Linked DNA regions of Homo sapiens: region 2 is linked to region 1. Evidence: chromatin loops called from intact Hi-C (ENCODE). Cell type or tissue: psoas muscle. All regions are shown on one strand. Links, peaks and the distances in the headings refer to the core of each region. The heading gives the core; the rest is flanking DNA. Region 1 has its middle 90 kb from the start of ADPGK. Region 2 has its middle 77 kb from the start of NEO1.

The links. Peaks named below come from ENCODE experiments on the same cell type or tissue, not always from the same donor. Only the 100,000 strongest peaks of a DNase experiment are listed, where the experiment ranks them.
Region 2: it touches region 1 in a loop (1.9-fold over the local background); 2 of 110 quality-filtered maps call a loop at or near these places.

What each region holds. Positions count from the first base shown.
Region 1 is chr15:72,871,668-72,875,932 of GRCh38, forward strand. No RefSeq gene overlaps it. Among named protein-coding and RNA genes, the nearest start is that of ADPGK, 90 kb to the left of the region's middle. In psoas muscle, for the core only: no CTCF peak of the experiment used is centred there; a DNase peak (open chromatin) is centred at 2,264; H3K27ac peaks cover 2,906 bases.
Region 2 is chr15:72,973,134-72,977,663 of GRCh38, forward strand. No RefSeq gene overlaps it. Among named protein-coding and RNA genes, the nearest start is that of NEO1, 77 kb to the right of the region's middle. In psoas muscle, for the core only: no CTCF peak of the experiment used is centred there; no DNase peak of the experiment used is centred there.

The DNA of each region.
Region 1 (4,265 bases), core at 266-4,265:
CACTTGTGAGGTTGGGCCAGGGAAGACTTTATACAGAAGGTGATGCTTCAGATGAATTTTGAAGGGCAACCAGTTTTCCAGGCAGAGGAGAGGGTATTTTTGGCTAGAAAGGACCATGTGGTGATGCTGCAGGGTGGCCTCAAGCAGTTCACTGCACCTGGAGGGATGGGGTTTAAACTCAGTGGCAGGACTCCACCCAATGCCATTTGGGAGCCAGATCTCTCCCTGGAGGGGTTGGATTGTGCACCCCCAACCAAAATGTCCAAGTCCTAACTCACAGTACCTGTGAATGTCACTTTATTTGAAAAGAAGGGTCTTTGCAGATGTAATTGAGTTAAGGGTTCTTTGAAATGAGATCATCCTGGATTAACTGGATGGGCCCAAATCCAATGACAAGTGTCCTTATAAGAAGAGGAAAAGACAAAGACAATGGAAGAAAGCCCGAGGAAGACCATGTGAAGGAGAAGGCAGAGGTTGGGATGATGCAGCCACAAGTCACGGATCACTGAGGATTGCCAACAGCCACTAGAGGCTAGAAGAGAAGCAGGGAACAAACGGTTTCTCCCTCAGAGTCTCCAGACGGCACTGTGCAGAGCCTTGCCAGCTCTGCTGACACCTTGATTTTTAGTCGTCTGGCTTCCAGAACTGTGAGAAAATAAATTTCTGTTGTTTTAAGCCACTCAGCTCGTGATAAATTGTTATGGCAGCCACAGGTAACTAAAACATATCCTCAGTGCTCAGCCCAGATCCAGCATGGCTCTGTGACCAGCAACCCGCAAGACTAGAATCCAAAGAAGGGCTCTCCCGAGCATGGGATGCCAGACCTTCCCCTTTGGCTGCTTAACACAGAGGAAACTGTGGCTACAATAAACAGAGAGGGGTCTTTGTAAACAGGCAACCGGTTGGCTGCCCAAAGTGGACAACCTTTTCAGGATTGAGAAATGGCAGTCTTCTTGACATTTTAGAAAATCTTTTCCTGGGGGATTTGGCTTCACTTCCTGCTTGGATTTGAAGCCTGCAAATACATTTACAAAGTCAAGCATTTCCCTGGTGGCTCCCAGGCTCTTTTCAGCAGGGAGAGGGTAGTGGGGTGTCATTGGTGATGTTTTCTGCCAAGAACGAAAGCAAAATTTCTCCTGTTCACCAACCTCCTTGCCCAAAGCAAATCTGAAGAAGGCTCTTATGACGCACCTTTCAAAAGAAAAAAAACTTTTTAGAAACGTAAGATTTGTTTAATGCTTTTAATTAACCAGACATATAGTTCTCTTGGCAGGTTTGTGGTAGGGAGAATAATGGCTCCCCAAAGACATCTCTGTCCTAATACCTGTCCTAATATGTTAGGTCATATGGTAGAGGAGAATTAATGTTGCAGATGGAATTAAATTTGCCAATCAGCTGCCCTTAAAATAAGATTATCGTGGATTATCCAGGTGGGCTAGATGAAATCACATGGGTTTTCGTAAGACAGAGGGAGGTGATATGAGAAAGATGCTTCAACCAGACATGGTTGCCTTTGAAGATGGGAGGGGGCATGAGCCAAGGAAGCAGGCAGTCTCTAGAGGCTGGAAAAGGCAAGATAATGGGTTTATACTTAGTCTGCAGAAAGAAAAGCAGCCAAGCCAATGCTTTGATTTTAGCCCAGGGAAGCCTATTTCAGACTTCTGACCTCAGAACTGTAAGATAATACATTCATGTTGTTTTAAGCCTCTAAGTGTGTGGTAATCGGATAGGAAACTAATATAGGGGAGAAGGAGGAGATTGGAGAGGGAATTGGTGGTAGTTCCTTTTGGTGTTTCCAATGAGGCCACCCTAATGGGAACTGTTGATGAAATACTGGCCTGAGCTACCATCAGTCGCAGAAGGAGATTGGTGATAACAATCTTTCAAACACAATTCCACTGCCAAGAAAACTGGCAGGACCCCCTCCCTTCCTTCCCTGAAGTGGAACCAGCTCAGACTTTCTGACTATAGCAAAGCCCCATGGGGTTCTTGGTTGGGTATGGCCACATCCTGACTCGTGTCCGTGGAGTACAAGGATGCATGGGAGTCTCCTCTCACTGCCCAGGACAGCTGGCTCTGCAGGAGGGCACTCCTGTGCCAGCCACGCTGACCTAATGAAGCCTTCAGCCCCTACATGGTGTCTGGTTCCTCCTGCAAAGGATCTTTGAGGCTTCCCTGTGTCTGCTTCTTTCTCTTCTGGTTCTTGCAAGCTCTCCCAGGCCTCATGAGACATGCTGGAGCACCTGTCACTGCTGGGCCACGTGCCTGCTCTGGGATGATTTGGAGAAGTAGTTGAACCTGCAGATATTTCAGGCATGCCCTCATGCGTCACTTTTCCCAACAGCTTTTGTCTTCATCTTCTCAAATGTCTCTCGGAGCACTGGCTCCCAGCCTCCTGGCTTGGAATTCATGAGAACGATGCTGCCGAAATCTGAGCTTGTCAGCGATGGCCCTGCCTGCATGGCCCAGCGGCAGAAACAGGAGGAGAAGAGCTTGTGGAGGCTGGGCAGGGCCCAGCAGAGTCAGGAGGGCTGGGGGTCACTGCAACTGAACTTATGCCAGCATCTCTCCAGTGCTATAGAAAACCCAGGGCTCCCTGCAATCTGTTCCAGAAACTCCCCAGTGATCTGGTTAACTGTGTGGGATCCAAATCCCTGTTCCACCTCTCACCAGTTCTGTGACCCTGTGCCAGTTGCTTAGATTCTCTGGGCTTCATGTACCTTCCCTTGTGTGAAATGATAAAATAGTAGGCAGACAATAATCATTAGCTATAATAACAATTATTATTTCTATTATTACCTATTGGATCCTTCACCTTCCAGAGTCATGAATCTCAATGTTCTCTCAGTGATATTCTCCAAACATCTTAGACCCTCCCTTCCTAGTGTTCTGTGTCTATTTCTAACAGTTTTATTGAGATATAGACATCCAATGAACTGCATCTTAACATGCATGGTGTGGTATGTTTTCATGTATGTGTACACTCTGGACACCATTACTACAATCAAGATAATGAAAATATCCATTATGTCCCCAAATTCTGTTTTGTAATCTTTCCTTCCCACTCCTCCCTGCCTACACTTCCTGCCCCCAGTCCTCAAACAACTACTGATTTATTTTCTGTCAGTATAGTTTGTATTTTGTAGAATTTTATGTAAATGGAATCATAGAGTATGTACTCTGTTATTGTTTTCTTTTTCTTTTGAAACAAGTTATTGGTCTGTCACACAGGCTGGAGGGCAGTGATGCAATCACAGCTCACTGCAGCCTCGGCCTCCTGGGCTCAAGCAATCCTCCCACCTCAGCCTCCTGAGTAACTGGGACCACAGGCATACACCAGCATGCTTGGCTAATTTCTAAATTTTTTGTAGAGATGAGCTGTCCCTTTGTTGCCCAAGCTGGTCTTGAACTCCTGGGCTCAAGCAATCCTCTTGCCTCAGCCTCCCAAAGTGTTGAGATCACAGGTATGAGCCATCGTGTCTGGCCTATTGTCTGTCTTTTATTTCATTGAACATAATTATGTTGAGATTCATCCACATTGTTGCATGTATCAATGGTTCATTCATTTTTATTTCTGAGAACTTGTCTACTGCATGGATATATCATAATTTATGTATGCATTCACCTGTTGATGGACATTTGGGTTGTTTCCAGTTTTTAGCTAGTTTGAATAAAGCTGCTATGGACATTCATGTACAAGTCTTTTTATGAACATATGCTTTCATTTTCTTGGATAAACATATAGGAGTGGAACAGACAGGTTATATGGTAGGTGTAAGTTTAATGTTTTAAGAAACTGCCAGACTGTTTTCCAAAGTGGTAGCATGATTTACATTTCCACCAGCAGTGTATGAGGCTTACAATGATGGCTTCACTTCGTTGCTGATGCTTGGTATGATCAGTCTGTTTGATTTTAAACATTCAAATGGGATGTAATGGTTATAATTCGCATTTCTCTGATGATTGATGATGTTGAGAATGTTTTCTTGTGCCGTCCATATATATCTTCTTTGGTGAAGTGTCTCTTTAAACCCTTTTACCTATTTTAAAAATTGGGTTGTATGTCTTATTACTGAGTTTTGAGAGTTCTTTATATATTATGTTTATAAGTCCTAACAGATATGCTTCTTTGAAAATATTATCTCTAAGTCTGTGGCTTGTCTTTTGACTCTCCTAATAATGTCTATCAAGGAATAGAAGTTCTTAATTTTGCTGATGTCTGATTTATCAATTTTATCTTTTTATGGATTATACTTTTTGTTGCA
Region 2 (4,530 bases), core at 318-4,317, 100 kb after region 1:
GGGTTTTGCCACGTTGGCCAGGCTGGTCTCGAACTCCCGACCTCAGGTGATCCACCTGCCTCAGCCTCCCAAAGTGCTGGGATTACAGGCGTGAGACACCATGCTTGGCCTGTGACTGATTCTTCTGAGAACACAGTACTAGAAATACTGCCCTTGGTCAAAGGAAGAACCAGACATTCCCCACCTGAGAAGGAGAAGCATGCTGGTAATTTCCAGGGGGACAGGTAGTTAGTTATTCTTATTTTGAATCAGAAGTGCTGGTGGCAGCCTCTTACTGTTCAGACTCTGAGACATATTGGTTTGGGGGTACAGTCCAGGAAAAGGTGGGAGGAGAACTTCCAATCAGGTGAGTCTTATGCATGGAAGGCCCCAGACACTGACCCCTGGAGTCTGACCCCTTGATCTTCTCATCAGTTCACAGCCCTCTACTCCACCCCTGCTGCCAGTCTCCTCTGCCTGACCGCCTGCCTTACAATCCGATTTATATTCTCTTTCTCTCTCTCTCTCTCCACACACTTCCTCCTCCTCTTCTTCTGGAAAATTTCAAGCATATACAAAAGTAGAGAGAATAATATGATGCCCCCTTTACCCATCACCCAACTCCAACAATGGTCAACTCACAGCCACACTTTTTTTGAGATGAAGTCTCGCTCTGTCACACAGGCTGGAGTGCAATGGTGTGATCTCAGCTCACTGCAACCTCCACCTCCCAGGTTCAAATGATTCTCCTGCCTCAGCCTCCTGAGTAGCTGGGATTACAGGCACACACCACCACGCCTGGCTAATTTTTGTATTTTAGTAGAGATGGGGTTTCACCACGTTGGCCAGGCTGGTCTCGAACTCCGGACCTCAGGTGATCCGCCCTCCTCGGCCTCCCAAATAGACTTATTTCAATTACATGCCCAGCTGCTTTTACCTTCACTCCTTACCTCTTGCTCTACCTGGACGATCTTGAAGCAAATTTCAGATATCATGTAATCTGTAATTAGTTTAGCATATAGCTCCAAAAGATAAGGACTCTTTTGGATATAACAATTCCATTATTATACCTAACAATAAGAATAATTCCTAATGTCTCCAAATATCTGGCCAGTGTTAAAATGTCCTCAGTGTCTCCATTTATTTTTACATTAGTTCAAGTCAGGATCCAAATAATGTCCATACATTATAATCAGTTTATGTGGCTTTAAGTCTTTTCTTCATATAGGTTTTCTTTTGCTTTCAAAATTTATTAAATAAACTAAGTTATTGAACTATAGTTTCCCATAGCCTAAATTTTGCGGATCACCAGTCCCTGTGGTATTTTTTTAACACATTCCTCTGTCCCTGTTTTTTAATTGGTAATTAGATGACGAGATTTGTTGAATTCAGGTTTGATTTTTTTTTTTTTTTTACAATAATGCTTTATAGGTAGTGGTGTGTTCTTTCATCAGAGAGCATATAATGTCAATTTTGTGTGTGTGATATTACCAGCCTTTGAGTGCCATTGTCTAAATCTATTTCATGTATATCATTAAGTGTTATAAAATAGTGACATTCTATCATTCTCTTCATTTATTAGCTAGACTGCTTCTATAAAGAGAAATTTCCTCCATTGATCAATTGGTCACCTTTATATCACTTATCCCTGGGAAATCTTAGGCCACACAGCCAGAATATGAAAGTGCTTTGTGGCCAGTGTCCCTCAGACCTCAAGGTAGATTCTACAGGAGGAAACGGAGTTACCCCTCAACCTTCCCTGGGCCCTCTGTGTTCACTTCTTCAAAGATATTTTAAAATCCATTTGCCAGCCAAGATATTGGCCCTGCTTCAATGCAATATAGGTTTTGCATTTACCAATGGGAAAATCTAGATAAATTTGAGTAACTCAGAAAACATTTCCATTCAGTTGTTTTAGAAGCCACCCATGCAGAGTCCAGAGCTGCACCTCACACCGGTGTAGTGTGGCCTATCTACATGATGCTTAAGCCATGTAGGTAGGAACCCACACTTCCAGGGCTGTCCTACTGGTTGCATGATAAAGAAGATCTATCCTCCGTTTTGAAGGTACTCAGTCTTGATCCTGAGGAGGAAGAAAGCAGAGAATCCTCCATGCAGAGAGGTCTTCACCAGCTAAGGACAGCAGTGAGGCCAGAGCCCAGCTGCTCACCTTGTGCCACCATCCTTGCCCACTGACCATGATGGCTCTAGTTGCAGCACCACTACTGCTCACACCTGCCCTGGAACAACAGTCCTGCTACCCAGGATTCCTTGCAACTGTAGAGAATTGTAGGCTGCAGCTGGGTGATTTCACAACTTGCTTGCCCACGCCTGATGGGGGACACAGAGGTGAGTCTTCTCACACAAGCTGTCAGTAGTCTACTCAAGAGTTGTCAGGAATGAGGGAGACCCACTCAAGCAGATAATATCAAGCAGCGAGGGCTCTGGGACAGGGACAGACCAGCCACTTGCATCTGACGAGTGAGCCACAGTAAACTGACCAGTACTGCAGCCACACACTCAAAAGCATCACTGGCTATTGGCTGCATCTGCTATCCAGCCCAAGCTGGGACTAGGGTTGCCTCACTAGGTGTATGAGGAGAAGCAGTGGCAGGAGTATAGTAGCTTCTTTATTTTTCCACCCAAGCAGGCAACTGCAGAGAGAATGCAAGGAGGGGTATAGAGATGGGCACAACCCCCCTTTGAATGCCATCATGAAACATGGCGCTTGGGGACCCAGTCAGGTGGGCCTTGTGTCCACCTATAAGAAACATAGGGAAAGGAATTAACCAGCTGTACTAGAGCCTTTTACCTACCACCTAAATTTCCTCTCTGAGCCAGAGAGTGTTTCTGGCTTCTCACCAAAATGCAAGGAGATTTTGGTTAAAATCCATCCCATTCCAAATTTGTGAGACAGACTCTGGTTCCATAGGCCCAATACACCACCTGCTTCAAATGGTCGTAGTCCAGGTGGTTGTATCTGCCAAGCACCCACAACAGCAGCAGGGTAATGGGGAGTGCTGGTGGAACCTTTCACCTATAGGATGCTTGGAGTCTTACCTGTGGAGTTTAAGGCGGGTGGCAAGGGTTGGAGGGGAGGCATACATGAGAGCTTGGTATTGTTGCTCACCTTATGTTCATGTTTTTATTTCCTGCTGATAATTAGATGTAGCTGGCATGAGTCCCATAGCTCTGCCAGCTTCACTTCAGTGTCTTGGTATCAATGGGCCATGCAAATACCCTCATAGCCCACCTGGATAGGAACCACGCAAATTTGCAACCTTTGAGCCATATTGGAACAGAACTTGTCAAGTATAAGGCTGATTTCCAGAGGCTCATACCCAGGTTTGCAGGAGTTCAAAGGCATATCAATTCCTTGCCATTTCCCGGGGACTTTCTTTACAGTGAGCAGCTCAGGATGAACCAGGCCTGTCAGGAGCCAACATGGTGATGATGCAGGGCTGCCATTTGCTTCTACCTGACACTAGCATTTGGATCAGCTCAGATCATTCCTAGGACATACAAAAGTGGCCCTGGTGGGCACACAGCCTCCATTCATATCAGGAATTAGTAGAAGACAGTAAGTGCAGTGATTATTAGTGCTATTCACTAAATATTCTCGGTTCTCCAGGCTCATGGTAAAATTGCCTTTCCTGATCCCATTGGGTTTGGGTGGAGCCATCTGCTAGCTTTGCCAACGAATTGTGAGTAGAAGTGACAGAAGTTATTTCTATGCCCAAGTATTTAATTGCTGGGCAAGACACTCCTCTGCTGACCATGATCTCTCTCTGTCCCTTTGACATGACAACTGGTAATGTTTGAAATGGCTGCTACTCTGTCAACCTGGGTCTCAGAGTAAGGAGCACAGAGGTGAGCCCTTCTGACCCCCACTGGATGAGTAGCATTACCAAATAAACCTAGTTTGCTATAAGCGGCCAAGATTTGAGGATCATTTTTATCACAATATAAGCTAGCCTATACTGACTGGTTCAACTGATCAGACATGCTTGGGACAAAGCAGCTGTTTAGGATGACCTTGAAACTATACAGCCTTCTTGAAGTTCCAGGGTCTGATGTAAGCTCCTGTATGATCTCTTGGATCTGGAGCAATTATCCACTTTAATGACACATCCATCGACTCCCTGGCCTGGCTTCCTCCAGATATTTCTGAGGCCTCGCACCCCTCATGATGCCCTTCATACTCTTAGAGCATGAGCCAAGGTCAATGATAGGTCTAGGAAGCCCAAGGTATGGTAGACAAAATAATGTCCTACTTCCCACCAAAGATGTCCATGTCCTAATCCCCAGGATCTGTGAATGTGTTACCATATGTGGCAAAAGGTCTTTACAGATGTGATTAAGACTCTTAAGATGGGGCGATTATCCTGGATTTGGGTGAAAGAGGGAAGCAGGCATGCCAGAGTCAGAGAAAAGAGTTGAAAAATGCTATGCTGCTGGCTTTGAAGATGGAGAAAAGGTACTATGTGCCAAGGAATGCAGGTGGCTTCTAGAAACTGGAAAAGCCAAGGAAACAGATTCTCCCTTAGGGCC